Regions from separate parts of the Mus musculus genome. Here region 1 is linked to region 2. Evidence: chromatin loops called from intact Hi-C (ENCODE). Cell type or tissue: left cerebral cortex. All regions are shown on one strand. Links, peaks and the distances in the headings refer to the core of each region. The heading gives the core; the rest is flanking DNA. Region 1 overlaps Gm39748 (a long non-coding RNA gene). Region 2 holds the start of A330023F24Rik (RIKEN cDNA A330023F24 gene).

The links. Hi-C counts contacts between places; a loop is a spot of excess contacts. Peaks named below come from ENCODE experiments on the same cell type or tissue, not always from the same donor. Only the 100,000 strongest peaks of a DNase experiment are listed, where the experiment ranks them.
Region 1: it touches region 2 in a loop (3-fold over the local background); 2 of 42 quality-filtered maps call a loop at or near these places.

Annotation. Positions count from the first base shown.
Region 1 is chr1:194,881,921-194,890,255 of GRCm38, forward strand. Gm39748 (a long non-coding RNA gene) reads right to left here. Exons shown (of 3, transcript XR_865916.1): 3 at 4,526-4,898. Among named protein-coding and RNA genes, the nearest start is that of Gm39748, 15 kb to the right of the region's middle. In left cerebral cortex, for the core only: a CTCF peak has its summit at 3,642 (motif pointing right); DNase peaks (open chromatin) are centred at 121, 3,490 and 3,905; H3K27ac peaks cover 4,120 bases.
Region 2 is chr1:195,012,148-195,020,482 of GRCm38, forward strand. It overlaps A330023F24Rik (RIKEN cDNA A330023F24 gene), which reads left to right and starts at 5,252. Exons shown (of 8, transcript NR_015566.2): 1 at 5,252-5,404; 2 at 6,454-6,793. In left cerebral cortex, for the core only: a CTCF peak has its summit at 4,754; DNase peaks (open chromatin) are centred at 4,792, 5,159, 6,186 and 6,973; H3K4me3 peaks cover 3,511 bases; H3K27ac peaks cover 4,122 bases.

The DNA.
Region 1 (8,335 bases), core at 83-8,082, 130 kb before region 2:
CTGACAGAGGTTGAGAGACTGCAAATGACACTTCAGCCAGAGCAGCTACATTTAAATTTTTTATCTTGGTATTACTTTTGGAAATGAAAAGAAGCCAAGGACTCTGCTTTCAAAAATGTTTTTGTGGAGGAGGGTGTGGGTGTGGGGCCTGTGTATATGGAAACTCTCTGTACTTTCAGCTCAGTTTTGTTATGAACCTGAAACTGGCCTACAAAATGCAGTTTAATGATTTTTGTAAGTGTTTTGGAGTCTATGGAACCAGAGAAGTGTAGATTAGAGTAGCTGAAGGACTGTGATCAATTGTTAACTACTGGTGTCTCAAGGCTGTAGCCAGACCTCAGTGAGACACACATAGGATTATAACTTCTCAACCTAGAAAGTTCTTTCTTCTTCTGTGGGACCTACATGTGATGTTGCCAATAGCTTCTTCCCCATAGCAGTTAAGTCTGTTTCTATTGGTTATATAAAGGCAGTGAAAATCTTTATAAAGTTACTCTGTGACTTATTTGAAGAAGGAGAGCTCACTATTGTATGTAGATGTTTTCCTTCTTGTTTTGGTTTTAGTTATTATTTGGGCAGGGTCCTCCCTCTTCCTTTTTTTGCCCAGTCTGATCTCAAACAATCTTCTGTCTCTGTGCGCCAATTGCTGGGATTATAAATCTGTGCTTCTTCGTCCAGGAATATTTATTTTTAAATATTTATCTGAAAATCTAGATTTTATTGATGTTGCAAATGTTCTGCCATCTCCATCCCCTAATCCTTTGGCTCAAAGAAGTCCTAGTCCTAGTCTCTGATGTCTGTGATTACATTGTATTATCAGGCTGAAGGACTTTTATACCTGTGATTGCAGTAAAACTCTTAAGATGCACCAAGTCCCTGCTCCTAGCTTAAAACCAACAACTGATAGTTGTTGAGGGAACCAACTGAGAGTCAGTTTTCTTCAGAGAATCAACGTCTAGTACATTGCCTGTCTTTGTGGATGGCCCCACACTCATATACTTATAGGAAGCTGTAATTGGACTCAATCGATTATCAAGAAAAAAGAAAAACTGGGGTTATTAAGTTAAGAGAGTCTGGGAGATTGGAGATGGAGAAACAGGGTGGGCATAATCAAATACATTACACATGTAAAAATCTCAAAGAATATAGAAAATGTAAAAGACTCTTGAGATGGAGGGATTACTGTATGTGGGCCTGATGTAATTAGAAGGTCCCTTAAAAGAAAGGGGTTGCAACTTTAAAGTATGGATAGGAATTTGCTGATGAAAGCAGAGTACAGTAATTCTCTGTGAACAAGACATAGATTCTCTAAAACCCAAGACAGGCCAAGAAGAATTCCCTGGAGCCTCCAGAAGAAACAGTCTTGCAAACACTTTTAGACAAGTGAAACTCATGTTGGACTGTAACACCCAGAACTGTGAAGCACTAAATGTATGCTGTTTTATAGTCCAAAGTTTGGGTATTTTTTTAATAGAAATAAGAGGGAAATGATGCATACCCATGCTTGGGTACCTTAACCCTAAACCCCTCAAAGAAAAAAGTACCTACCACAGACCATCAGGAAAACATGGGGCTAACTGAAGAGACAGATTGACAGTAACTATTGAACAGAGGAGTTCTTCTAGTAATAAAATTTATGCAAAAAACAGATATGTATATTCTTTATTATTTCAAAAGCAGGAAGGTTCACAAAAGGGGTATGTACTGTATAGTACTTGGATGTTTTGTATCTTATACTTTAACTACTCATATACTTATTTTAAAACATATTTTACATTGGCATGATTGCACATTATGAGCATATTGTGATATTTCGTGTTATATATGTAAATAATGTGTGTAATTGATAGCTATGTTTTAGATAGGATCTCATGTATCTAAGGCTGGCCTCCAACTCACTTACTATGTAGTTTGAACTACAAGTTCTAAAGGACTAACTTGAGCTCTTGATCCTCCTGCCTCCTTGTACCTACTGCTGGAATTACCGACACGCACGAGCAGTCTGAGCTCATACTGATGCTTTGAGATGCACAACAAATTACTGTAAATTCACATGACTCTGTGTTACTAGCGTTCCTTCTCATCCACCCTAACAGTGTCTGTTCCCTCCATGCCACCCCTAGCTTTGGATGACACTATGAAACCAGCTTCTTTAAATTCTGCATAATAGTGAAATGGCTTGGCTCTTGTTTTTCTATGCCTGACTTATTTAATAAAATTTTCTCCATTTCCATCCATGTTACTGTAACATTATAGGTTGACATTCTTTTGTGGCTGAATAATAATAATAATAATAATTTCACTGTATATATACACCTTACATTCTTAATTTATTAATTTGTTTATATATCTAGGTTGTCTCCATATCTTAGTTATTATTAATAATAATGTAGTAAATATTGTGTGCAGATGCCTGTCTAATTCACAAAATGTATCTCCTTTGGGCAATAACCCAATAGTACGGTAACTATCCAATGGTAGCTCTATTTCTGACTTTTGAAAGGAAATTCCATGTGTTCTCCATGGTAGGTACACTAATTTATATTCCCACTAGTGGTACCTGAGTGTTCTCCTTTCTCCTGGGTAGCCATGCTTGCTTTGTCTTCCAGTCTGAAAGGTTCCAAAACGGCATTCATTTTTATATTCCCATTTCTTCCAGAACCCTGTACTAATAATATCATCATCTATATTTCCAAAGCACTTTGCATTTCCCAAAGCACATATTTGTCCATCATCTACTTTGAGTATTACCGCTTGTGGTCCAGGCAAGATTAGTTATACTATTAACAGATTTGATTTTATAAGACTAGCACTCAGATTTCACTGACACCCTCTTCTCCACAGTATTTCACATTTTATTTAGGAAGTGAATAAAAACACAAAAGAAAAATTGAGGCACTCTTGGCCTCCTAGGAATGGTCATAAGATTGAGGCCTAGGACCTCAGAATCATCTATGTTCCAGTCCTAAACAAAGGAGAACCTTTTCTGCCTATCTGGTGGGGGCCAGGAACCTACGACAGTGACCTGCATCATTCGAAGACTTATTCCGTGTGTCGTAGAACTGACAGGGAAGAAGTGATCCCGTCACTTCAGCGGCAAAAGGTGAATGAGACTAACTGCTTAGCTGTTTGAACCCTTTCCTCTTGCTCTCTGACCTCCACAAAGAATAGCTATGCTATCTACCCTGCCTTCAGGACCTAGCCAGAAAAAGACAGGACAGAAAAGAATGACACTGTCAGTGTTTCACCTCTTAAACACTGCATAGTATCAGTGTTCTCCCAAAGACAGTACAGTGTCTGCAGGCAGAAACATATTCAAGTCATGTGTCCCCACTTAACAGTGGTATAATCTTGGCAAATCAGATTCCTTGGGTACAATCCTACTTTTCCATCTGCAGAATGTGGGCAATAACACCAAGCCTGCAAAATCGTTGTGGAGATAAAAATAATATATGTGAAGTACATAGAAAATAATTAAGAGTTCGAATGGTAGCTATAGTTAGTTATATTCAAGAAAACACAGAGAGGGGGAGTGGATTTCTAAAGGCTGGACAGCTGGTACACAGCCGGCAGGCGGAACTAAGATTAAAGACTCATCCACAGGCTCCCTGGAGAATCAAGTCTCCTGCCAGAAGAGGGCCTCCAGGCAAGGCCCCTCCATCACTTAAACAGAGAAGAGACCTCTGCACTGCCTCTGTGCTCCTGCCCGAAGCACCAAGTTTATTCTAATGTTTTGGAGTCCATGTGCAACTGCAGGGGTCTAGAGGAAAATTAGGGTCTCCCCTTGTCCATTGCTTTGGCGATTTCTGCTTGGGTGCCGAGGGCAATATTGTGATGGGGAGCTCCGGCTTTGTGGAGGAGCTCTTTGTGTGATTCTTCCAGTGTGGGCGCTGCAAGATAGAGCTTCAAACCTACTGAGTCACCAGTGCAGAGCTGGGCACAAACCCAGAGGCACAGCCCTTGCTTTGCAAGTGGGGAGATAGGGAAGAGGTCTCAAAGCTGCTCTGGCCTGCAGCCCAGAGTTCACTCAGGGCCAAAGCGGCCAGTGCCTGGCCAAGGCTGACACTGGCTATGAACAATGTTTGGAGCTGCCTTGCTTGTAGACCTTGTGTCTTCTGCAGACATCCTGGAGGGACAAGGAACAGTCAGGGCTTCCCAGGACACTGCCCAGGAGCCTGATGCATCTTCTAGTACCTGGAGACACCAACTTCCTTTCATCATTTGTCATCTCTAGGTTTCTCAACCCTTGAAGGGATCTGGTGTTGACTGTGAGAGGAATTAGGAAATCTAATTTGTTCTTTGCAAAAGAAAACCATAGGCACACCTGCATGCTTGGTAGGAGTATATTTCTAATGTTTGCACCTGCTTTCAGAGCATGTGTACTAACAGGGAACACAGGACAGACTCTGGGTCAGTCCCTCCTCCACAAGGCACCTTTACACAGCTCTGTCCACTCCACCCCCACCCACCTCCTCTGTGACTAGGACGCCAGATCTGTGGAGCTTTGCCTTTATTGGTGCTCTCTGCCTGTTTTCCCCCTGTGTAGCCTTCAGAACTGATAACTAGGCTACTTACTTCTGGGTGGAAGAAACAAAGGGAGAGAAAAGGCATGGAGTTCAGTGGCAGTTCATCTAGTTAGACTCTGAGACCACAAACTTGCTCTTTTCTTTCTTCCTAGGAATTTTTGACCCCTACGGTTCTTGGGGAAGAGAGCATCTGTGTCTTTGACCAGCCAGCCCGCTGTGTGGTGGAATGGTTGACAGTGAAGTAGGTTTTATTGAGGGTAAAAGTTGTGCAGCAGCCATCTTAGATGTCTCTCTCCAAATTGGAAGGAATGTTAGATCCTCATATGGGAAAATGATGATCAGTAGTCCTGGACAACAGCAAACTTCTCAAACCTGGAAGAAAGCATCTTTTTAGAGATAGAGACCCATAGTTCCTGTTCAAAGGAGATTCTAGGTGATTTTGTGAGGAACAAGGAAGTTTTGAGAACCTCTATTCTGTAAAGTTCCCTGTGTAGACTGTAGTTAAGTCCTGCATCCACCAGGCTACTGGCATACTGCTTCACAGGCCCAGAAAGGCAAGAAATGGACTAAGAAGCTGGAAGATTCGGAGCCATGTGGTAGAGTCTGTGACAAGTTGAATAAGAATGGTCCCATAGGCTCACATATTTGACTGCTTAGTCACCAGATAGTGGCAATATTTAAGAAGGATTAGAAGGATTAGGAGATGTGGTCTTATTGGAGAAGATGTGGCCTTTCTGGAGTAGATATGGCCGTATTGGAGGAAGTGTATCACTGGAAGTGGGCTTTGAGGTTTCAAAAGCCCATGCCAGGTTCAGGGTTCTCTCTCTCTCTCTCTCTCTCTCTCTCTCTCTCTCTCTCTCTCTCTCTCTCTTCCCTCTCTCTCTCTATCTCTCTCTCTGTCTCTCTCTCAGTCTCTCTCTCTTTCTCTCTCTCTCCTCTATCTCTCTCCTCTCTCCTCCCTTTCTCTTTCTCTCTTTCTCTCTCTCCTCTCTCTCTCCTCTCTCTTTCTCTCTCTCTCCTCTATCTCTCTCCTCTCTCTCCTCTCTTTCTCTTTCTTTTTCTCTCTCTCCTCTCTTTCTCTTTCTCTCTCTCTCCTCTATCTTTCTCTCTCTCTCTCCCCTCTCTCTCCCCTCTCTCTTTCTCTCCTCTCCTCTATCTCTCTCCTCTCTCTCTTTCTCTCTCTCTCCTCTCTCTCTCCTCTCTCTCTTTCTCTCTCTCTCTTTCTCTCTCCTTTCTCTCCTCTCTTTCTCTCTCTCTCCTCTCTCTCTTTCTCTCTCTCTTTCTCTCTCCTTTCTCTCCTCTCTTTCTCTCTCTCCTCTCTCTCTTTCTCTCTCTCTCCTCTCTCTCTTTCTCTCTCTCCTCTATCTCTCTCCTCTCTCTCTTTCTCTCTCTCTCCTCTCTCTCTCTTTCTCTCTCTCCTCTATCTCTCTCCTCTCTCTCTCTTTCTCTCTCTCTTCTCTCTCTCTCCTCTCTTTCTCTTCCTCTCTCTCTCCCCCCCCCTCTCTCTCTTGCCTATGGACCAGGATATAGCTCTCAACTACTGCCCCAATGCTGTGTCCTGCCATGCTCCCTGCCATGATGATAATAGACTCAACTTCTGAAACTGTAAGCAACTCCCCAGTTAAAACCTTTTCTTTATGAGAGTTGCCTTGGTCATAGTGTCTTCACAGCGGTGAAATTGACTAGGGAAGCTCCTTTCTTCAGTTTCTCTTAACTATGAACATAAGTAATGATTTAAGAATCTAGAAAAATATCAGGAAGCAATGAGGACTTTTAGGTTTCCAGGAAATACTGCATTTGCATAACCTCTGATATCACAACCTTATCTGCTTAAAACCTCAGCTTGCTAATGATGACCAGCATGTTATTTGATTCTTTCAAATTGAAAAAGAAACATCTTGAAAGAGAACATTATGTCCAGTGCCATCTCAGTCACTAATCTATTGCTATGAAGAGACATCATGTCCAAGGCAACTCTTAGACAAGAAAGCATTTAATTGGGGCTTGCTTACACTTCAGAGGTTTAGTCAATGGATGCTTGCATGATACTGGAGCAATATTTGAGAGTTAGATCCTGAGAGAGAGAGAGAGAGAGAGAGAGAGAGAGAGAGAGAGAGAGAGAGAGAGAGAGAGAGAGACTGGGACAGGCATGGGCTTTTGAAACACCAAAGCCCACCTTCCACTCGTGACAGACTTCCTCCAGCAAAGCCACACCTGCTCCAACAAATTCATTCCTCCCAATCCTTGTACTCCTTTAAAATAGTTCCACTCCTTAGTGAACAAGCACTCAAATATATGTGTCTATGGGGGCCATTCTCATTCAAACCACCATAAGTATTTAAGGTGGTAATTGGTACAGATATTGCTGCTTGCATTATCTCAGTTAATAGAAGACTTGTGCTTTGTGGGCAGAGTACCTAAGCTTCAGGGAGAGTTAATTTTTCCTCACTGGCTTCATCAAGTGATTGGGAATTAATATAGTGTACTGTGAACATATGCTGTCCAGGAAGCCATGGGAGAAGCATGTTGAGGGATTAGTTGATAGAGAAATTTTCTTCCTGTTTAATAGGGCACAGAAAAGATAAAGTACCTTTGCTGTTTCTCAATGTCTTTGCCTGGAGTTCCTGCCGTCTTCTACAATCATAAAAGATATAGGTCAGAATAACAAACATAATACTGAGGTACTCAGAGAGAAAGTTAGGAAATTCATGGAGACTCTTGACATTATTGCACCACAAGATTCAATGAATGCCTGGGATCTGTCTTGCTATTAAAAAATTAAACATTTTCCATATTTAGATCACTTGTAGTTGGGTTTTCTGCTACCCAAAGCTCATAATATCCTACTAGATACAATTAATGAGACTGGATTCTCAGTGGAATATGCAAGCAGAAAGAGAAGTCTGGTTAAGCAAAGAGGGATCAGGAGATTTGATGTTCCTGCCAACTCTTAACAAACACTGAGTTGTCTTGTCTCCTATAAGGAACTTCCACAACTCAGAAGTCCCTTATTTTGAGCCTTGATGTATGTGTTAATTACTTAGCACTACTCTTATGAAAATAACCTGAGAGAACAAGTTGAAGGAGGTGAAACTTATTTTGCTCATAGTTTCTTATGAGTTAGTCCATCGTTGTCCAGCCCTGTGTGTTTGGTAGGGAAATCATGGCGGTGAAAGCATGCAGTAGAGGAAGCTGTTTTCCTCATGGCATGCAGGAAACAGGGAAGAAGACAATATCTGAGCCAGATATGACCTTTAAATGCACACCTCGAGCTATTCTCCACTTCCTGAAATTTCTGGTACCTTTTCAAATAGCATCATCAGCTTCAGACCAACCATTTAACATAAGAGCCTATGAGGAACATTTTAGATTTAAACCTTAATAGTGCTTCATCACTAAGATTGTCTTACTCTCCTATCAGATGCCCCCTTTGAAGACATGAAGGGGTCATGGAGAGCAGTGGAGACTTGGCACTATGAGAGACTAGGAAAGGCCATTGGTGAAAATGCAGCCTCAGTGTCAGTTGAAGATCCAGGACTGAAGAATCTTCAGAGAAGTTCAGGTTTGGCACTATGAAGAGACTATGAGAGGCTACTAGAGGAAGTACAGCCCAGCAGAAAAACACCATTGTTTTTGAGATGCCAGTATCAAGGGATGAAGATCAAGAACACCAGTCCCAGAATCTGTAAAAATAAAGCCTAGATTGCCTTGAAGTCCCAAGAGATAAAAAGTGATAAAGTCATGGGATATTTCCCCAGGAAAGCCACTAACAGGGAGTAGAACTAGCCCAAGAGAAAGAAGTCTGTTGC
Region 2 (8,335 bases), core at 118-8,117:
GGTTTGTGCTATCATGCTGGCTCTATTTTATTTTTGACTAAAGGAATGGAATAGAAAGCCTAGTAGATACATACATGTTGAAACCCCTGCTTTATGACAAAGAGATTTACGTACTGATTAGAAACAGGGAATAGGTAGATATTTTGATAAAACAAACAAACACACCACTGCTAGTGGAAATAATTAATCTAGGCCATATAAAAATAATGATCCAACAATGATATAAATGTGAATGTTAAAACAAAACTTCATGTACAAGCTAATAGTATCTTCATGATCTTGAGCTAGACATGCAGTTCCTAAAGATGGCAAAGAAATCCCTTACCATAAAGAAAAGGCCTGATAATTTGGATGATTTTTAAAATGAAAAACTTTTTATTATAACCTCAGTAAAAGGTCGAAAAACAAGCAATGTGGAGAATATCCATCTAGCATAGCACCTGAGGACAGAAGATGGGTCACATCTAGAATATGTGATCCTTCAGGAAAAAAGACTCCTCCTTCCAATCCCCAGTGAGCCAAAGAATGTTCTGCACTTAGGAACATGAGTCATAGGCATTTCTTCTACAATTTCCTGGTTGTAATCTGTGGATCTTGGATTATTGGTGCCTGCTTGCTGGCCTCAGACCTGCCTTCCTCTTCTGTAGGGACACCGGGACTTTCCCATGCTGCCTTACCCAGCTGTGCCTCTTTTGTCATGAATGCTACACATCTTTAACTTTCCTTTGGTGTATAAACTTTGATCAACTATTCTAAGGAATTTTCTCTCTAGCTTCTTTTTCCTGCTTCCTTTTTTAATTTCTCTTTTGTATCTCCTTGTTGAGCTACCATAAAATATCTCAAAAGACTTTGGGAGAGCAAGCTTGTTCCATGGTACTCTGGCGGCAGAACAAAGACCAAAAGGCTCATATTTACCTATAGAGAAATTTGGTCTTTCCTGTGCTTTAGTTGTCCAAGTTCTCTAAAGAAGGGTCAAAGTTACTGAGTCACAAAGAGGCAGAATAGTTTCTTGGCTGCAGTGTTTTCTATAGAGGACCCTATCTATGCCTTGGATAGTGCTAGAATATGATACCCTCTTCTGGCCTTATGGACATCTACAGGCATAGCCCTCAGTGGGAGTCAGAGCCAGTATACTAACATGATCCATCTCCACTTCTAGTAGTTCAAGATGGGATACAAATGCTGGCACTTTAATGGTATCATGTCTACTTAACAACTCTTTTTAATACAGCATTCTACTTGTATCCATCAAGGATTGATCTGAAAGCTTTGATTACCTTTGTTTTCTTCAAATGGCAATGTTGGTATATTGACTTTCTTTTTTTGCCATATTCTTCAATTTGTTGCATTTTTCTCTGGCAGTACTTGTTCTCCTTGGCTTTACACATTCATTATTGGACCCATGAACACCTTGGAAGTTTTGTAGGTGTATGTGGATTTTACAAGGTTTTTTTTTTTTCTTTTTTTTTTTTTTTTGGTAGTGGTTGAAAACTTAGGAGTTTAACATAAAGCTAAATTTCCTTTTTATTATGAAAAAATCGGGCAGTCATGACTCTGTGGTATCCATTTCTAGATATCTCTGACCACACAGAGCTGGAGGGACTGCCTGCAAAGACTGACATTTATTTACTTTCATGGGACATTCTACCCTAGTCTACTTCTCTTCTTTGTTACATGCCTGGCTGGGAGACATTATAGTTGGTTACTTAAAAAAAAAAAAAAAAAAAAAAAAAGGAGAAACTGGACCTCTATGGGCTAGCCTGAGGATCAATCAGTTGCTATTAGTTCACTGGAGAAACGAATTCAAACTTTTTAAGAGTAGACCTTTTTAATATCCATAATGCAAATCTGAGAATGCTTATAGGATACTAAGCTGGCAAATCTGTCTGAAGTGTTGGCCCATTTCCTGTACTTCTATACTGTGTGTTAGTTTAGCACTTAGTAGGTACTTCACGAATGTTTTACCTCCTGAGGTCACAGTAATTTGTCTGCATCCAGGTTCTTAGTGGAAATGCCTACCACATTTTGTACCTAGCTAGCTACTTCCACAGGAGACCAGATTTGTGTGCAGTTTATGTGAAATACTTAACTCAGGCTCCAAATGTTCCAAGTGTGTGTTAGCTTCTTGCACAGCTCCCTGTTTTCCCTAAGACCCAATCTTCCCAAGATGGGCCTGATAGGAGAACAAAAAGGCAGGAACCCTACTTTTGCCTATTAATGTGGCTAATGGAGTTTGTGACCAGTACAGAGTACATGCAGTCCACACTTTGGACAAGGATAGGTCAAAGTTTAGCTCCCTCCCTTTAAAGAAAAAGAAAGCATTGTGGGGGGTGCATTTTGAAATTTTGACCCATATCCTTTGGAGGCCTAGGAGAGCTCACTGTGTCCAGAGAATTTTAGTTCCCAAGGCCTATAATTGTTGAAAAGCTAGGGAAACTGGCACTATTGGGGTAGGAGCTGATACCCTGCCTTTTCAGGTTCCCAGGCAGGCCTCTAGTATCCTGTCCTTGCTCAGGAGTTATCTTTACCCCTGAAATCAAATACTACACATAGCACCCTGTAAAACTGCTTCCTTGTAAGCTTCACCGAGCTTGCTAAGTAAACATCCGCCCATGCTTCTGGAACAGAATTCATTTCTGCTTCCTGGTCATCTCTTGTTTTTCTGTTCTCAGTGCCCCACCGAATCATTTTAATGGAAGAAAGACCTAGAATTAGTCAGAGGCACCTAAGATGATTGCTTTAATCTTAGTAAAATTCTGAGGAGGAAGAAAAGTTTTCCTACAGAGTGTCACCATACTTTGCAAGTCACCACTGCTGTCATGGCCATTTCTCTGTGAAGACTTTAGCACAGTCTTGCTGTGTTGCAGACCACAGTGGCCTCACTCCTCAAGTTCTATGGCTATGTTTGTCCCTACTTTATTCCCATGAATCTCTTGCTTGTTTCTCATGATTTACCTCTTGTCACTTCTACCTACCATGACATTCCTATTGCCATGGCACTGAGTAGCCACATCATTCACCAAGTTCATGAGATTTTGAGCTCACTCTATGCTGATCCTACTTCCTTCTAGTTCCCCCTCCTGAAAGAGAAGGCTCCTTGGCAGAGCTCTTTGTTTATTTGATCCTGGGCTCATGGGTAAATCTGGAATGTCCTGACATGAACTTAGGCATGTTTTTTGTTGTTGTTTTTGTTTGTCCCCCTCCCCCTGGAGAAGGAAACTGGAAAATGGAGATCTGAATAAGCAGAGGACCATTCTGGGGGCCTTGCCTTAAGTGACATTAAAGCCATATGCCTTTGCTCATCAGACCAGTAGGTGACTTCTTTATTGGCATACGCTACCCTGCAGCCCAGAAGGTGTAAATTTGAAGCACTTTCCCCTCCCTGGGATCCTGGCACAAATGCCCTGGGCTTCTTTTAAAACCAGGGAATACCAGGTTGTCTTCCAGGTGGTCCTTCTCTCTGATGGCTGAAATATTAGCCAGGGTGGTTGTGTAAAGGCTGTATAGGATAGTTGGTATAGAAGAGGTGGTTGCCTGACCTCTTGTTCATCTTTCTGAAAGTTGCAAGATGCATTTTATGAATCAGCTTATTGCCTCAGGACCCAAACACATCTAAAACATCTAGCTAGAGGCTGGTGTAGAAAACATTTATATATATAATAAGTTATATATATAATAGTTGGAACATGAGCCTTGTTGAATGTGTCTGGTTATGTAGGGTTCATTGGGTTAGTATCTGAGCTATTCTTTGTAGCATTGTCAGGAAAGGGGATGTTAGAAGCTGTGCTTTGCTGCTAAGAGTTGTCACTACCCTAAAGTAACTTGTACCTGGCTCTGAAGCATCAGTGGAACTTTCCTCATAAGAGTTTCCAGGTATGTGGATGTGTTAAAGTATTGCTCAAGGACTGGGGGTTCATCTGGTTACCCATCCTAGGGAAGAAACAGGTATTGGCTATGTTAGGTCTAGGCTTGGCCATCATTCTGTTGTCTTTTTTGTTGTCAGAAGGATCTTGGGAAGAAATGACTCAGCAACAAATCTTAGATGTGTGGCCTTCCTGCCTTTGGGGAAGTAATTGAACATACCTAACTAGATTCTAAAATTTTAAACACTGAATGAATAGACGTACATTACTCTGGATTTCTTCAGGCTGCTGTTTGGTTTATTCTTTAAAATACCTGATCTGATAGAAGGATCTCATTTGTGGAGTTAGCAAAAAAAATGTTTTAATTATGCTTTTTAGCCTTAGGAAATTCAGGATTTAAAAGTCCTGATTTCATGCCCCAAAACAAAACAAACAAACAAGCAAAATGAACAAAAAAAAGAGATGAAATAAAAAGGCAAAAATAATGTCAGAAAAATAATGTCTGGGCACCATGATTATAATTTTGGACTTGTCGTGACAGAAAGAGTTAATGAAATGGTGGTCTCATGGTGAGGACTATTTTAGCCTATGGCTAGGAGAAGCCCATATGGCTCAAGAAAAGATGATGCAATATTTAGTTAAGGACAGCCCTGGTTGATTTGAGCCCTGGGAGCTGCCATTCAAAGAGTTAAAGCTAGTCTTATTCCCATGAATCTCAAAGTGAAGAAGAAAGGCTGCAGAAATAGGGACCTGTGTGTTACGGAGCTGTTAGGTAAGAAAAAGAAAGAAAGAAAGGAAAAAAAAAAAAACCAGGCTAAAATGTGTGGCCAAGAAAACAGAATGTAGGTCCAACTTTTTTTTTTCCTTGTTTGACCAGCCTTGGCACTGCCCTCTGCCTCTCCAGAGGGAAAGCTGCAGTTCTGCTTCTGCAACACAAGGAGCAGACTGGAGAATTTAGATCTGCGTCACAGCGCTCAGAGAGAGAGAGAGAGAGAGAGAGAGAGAGAGAGAGAGAGAGAGAGAGAGAGAGAGAGAGAGAGAGAGAGAGGAGGGGGAGAGGGGAGAGAGACAGAGGAGAGAGAGGGATAGAAGAGAGAGGGGGGAGGAGACAGGAGAAGGGGGGGAGAGAGAGAGAAGGAGAGAGAGAGCCAGCATGAGCATACAAGCTGTCGATAGGTCTGCTAGCAGCAGCCGTGCTGCAGCGGAGAGAAAAATCAAGAAACAAGTCATAGCAACACTGGGCACCAGGTTCTGCCAAGCGTTCAGAAATCTGTTGGGTGTCCAGAGGCCTCTGGGTAGCCTAGGCTAAGATGTCACGCAAGGTGGCACAGGCAGTTCCCATGGGGAGTACGTGGGAACGGGTGGGGGCAGGAGTGAGTACAAGAGTTGGTAGGGTGGCAGTGGAAGGCTTAATCAGAGTGGATTCTGGAACATTCAGGACTGCGGCACCTTGTATCTGGACAGGGATTTGGGACTGTGCAGGAGACGACTGGTGGTCCAGTGTGGCTTAAGGACTTGATGGCGTAACCCACTTCTTCCACGTATGTATTTCTTGTGATAAGGGCAATGTCTAGGGTATGTGGGTGCTGTTTTTCTTACCTTCTTTCTTGCCTTTTGCTGTCTTTTTCCCTTGGAGGTTTATTTTATTTTATTTTTACTTTAATTTCTTCTCCCTTAGTGTCATCTATTTAAGTCTGACCAGGATAGAGGAGAGGAGTGAACCATCCCCGGCTTCCCACTTAACCTTTCACCCTTTACCCTGTTTTCTGTTGGTGGATGGAGAGACTGGTTTTCCAGGTTGTTTGGGTGTCAGTGTCCATCTGTGCAGGCTTATGGGAAAGGAAGAGAGTGAGAAGTGACAAGAAGCAGGCAAGAGGGACTGTTTTTCCAGGCATTCTCTTATTAAAACGTCTAGTTGTGGGCATCTGGGGTGGTGGAAGAGCATCGGCATAGGGTAGGGTGTGGGCTGAGAGAAGTGGGGTGATGCTGGGAGGTTGTCACTGCGTAGTTGAGAAAAGTGGGGAATGATGACGCAGTCACTGTTGCATCTTGTTAGGAGCTCTGTGGAGACAGGTAGTGAAGCTCCTGGGATCTGTGGGACCAGCAGAAGGGTTAAAGATGAGTCTAGGTGGGAAGCTAACATTTAGAGATTAAATGTCATCCTTTTGGCGTTGGAAAGTTGTTTACCTTGCTTTCTCTGTGTCTCCATGTTGGCTCCCTTCCAGTTCACATGTGATGGCCTTCCCTGTACTGCTGCATCATTAACTAAGTGACTGAGCTGGCCTTCCATTGGCCAGGGGAGGGCTCTTATTTCAGACACTTCCTCTCATTGGTGGGAGGGCCAATGGCAGGTGAAAACCTCTTTTTGATTGGCTAAGGACAGAGTATCAAATCTGAATTTGCATTTCACTTGCTTAAAGGGGAGGGAGAGAAGCCCAGCAGCTTCTAAAATCTCTTTTAGGGGTGTGCGTAGGTGAGTCTGCCTGCTTCAGACTGCCCAACTGAAGCGTCTTCCTTTACCTTTTTTTAAATTTCAGGAACTATGAGGAAGAGCTTAAAATGCCTCAAACTTTTTTTTTTTTTTTTGGAGGGAGGAGACTGGGGAGATGGATTTGAAGAGGATTGAACAAATTGGAAGAAAATATTTGTCCTCTGCTTTGGTGTCAGAAAAGGGAATTTTCCAATCTGCCACACCTCAGTGTTGCGGCAAAAATAATTCTTGGCTCCCCTGGAAACTATCGGGCAAGGTAGGGCAGAACTGCTGCTGCTGTCGCCATTACCCTGGGCTTCCTATTGAATGGGCTGCTCCCAAGTGAACAGATCTGCGTTGATGCTCTGGTCGTCCAAAAGTCCTCAAATCAGCTCTGAGCTGAGCCCACTATTGGAAGAATCTGCCTTTTGGAAGTTGACGCTACCTTGTGCTTGGGAAGGTAAGGATGGGGACTAACCTCAGAGTATTGCTTGGAAACTGGCTGTTATGATGTTTCTCAAAAAGTAAGTGGGTAGGGCTTTGAAGGACTCCCTTTAGAATGATTTGTCAGTCTAGGGAACCAGGAGATGAATGAAACTGGGGCGGCAGCAGCTGTCTTGTACTGGGGGAAAACTAGAAAATTAGAGTTCTGGCACCCCATCTTATCCTTGTAATGGGTCTCATATTTGTGGGAGGGGGTTTGCTTGGCCCTGCACCATGCGTAGTGGCTCCACCCATGACTGCGCATCCAGAGCAAGAACGCATTGCACCCTGGGTCTCTGGCCTGGGACAAACACCTCCCTCCTTGTTATATAACTCAGGGTGGCCTGTGCCTTCTCAAGCCTCCTTTGCAACTCTACCTCCCCACTCCTTGCGGCTCACAGCTGAGGGTCTGCTAGGGAACAGTGGGAGTTTCCCTCCCTGAATGAGGTAGCCACTTAGTGACCAAGTTTGAGCACAGAAATGATCTGCTGTCTCATCTGAGGACATGGACCCCAGAATGTCCTTCTGAGTACCCTGTGTCACCTGTAGTCCCTGGCTTAGAGGTGGGGATAATGTCTTCCTTTCCCTTTTATCCTTTCTAGTTTGGGGGCAGGGACTTTTTTAAGGGAAGGAGTGAAAACCTTTTGGGAGGGGGTTGGCAGTGTCCTTTCCTTGTCTCTAGCTTTCCTTTTCCTGGCTGGGTTTACACTCTGGATTCCTTTGAGGCTGCCATTTTGAAGGCATATCTGCTTGTCCTTTACATGGTTGGCCCTGCTGTGCTAATTCTAAGGAGTGGGTGGGGATTTAAAAAGGGGTCTCTGATAGAGGAATACAGCCACTGTATAGATAGATGCAGTTATGATTGTTGCAATGAAGGTGGTCTGAAAGCAGAACTGCCTGGTTCCATGCTGGGTCACAGCACTGGATGGAGGTCTAAATGGAAGCCTTCTGGGTCAGGGTCCCACGACCGGGGACCCCATCTTTACCAGAGTATGACTACTTGGCTTCCCTGCCCTAGTCAGCCTAAACCAGAGATGTTCCATCATGTGCCTAGTGATGGAGGAGAGTGAAAGCAGACATAGGAGCTCATCTCAGATGTGGTAGACTTGTGGTTTGTGTTTTTCAAATAGCCCCTTTGTCTCTGTCTCTGTCTCTCCTCTCCTCTTCTCTTCTCTTCTCTTCTCTTCTCTCTCCCTCCCTCCCTCCCTCCCTCTCTCTCTCTCTCTCTCTCTCTCTCTCTCTCTCTCTCTCTCTCTCTCTCTCTCTCTGCCTCCATATGGAGACATGGGTTGAGGTCCACAGCAGGCAGCAGCATTTGGTCAGATGACCCTGCCTTTCCTCCTTGCCCCCTGCCAGGGCCACAGTTCTAATTGCTGTTCTTTAGTGAGGCTCCCTGCTGCCCAACCCTTTCTAGACCCTTCTGCGGATAGCGGCCATCTTGTCTGCCTGCTCAGAGATTTAAAATGGTTTCCCATTGTCAGCTTGAAATTCCTCCTGTTCGGTAAGTACTCTGAGCTGA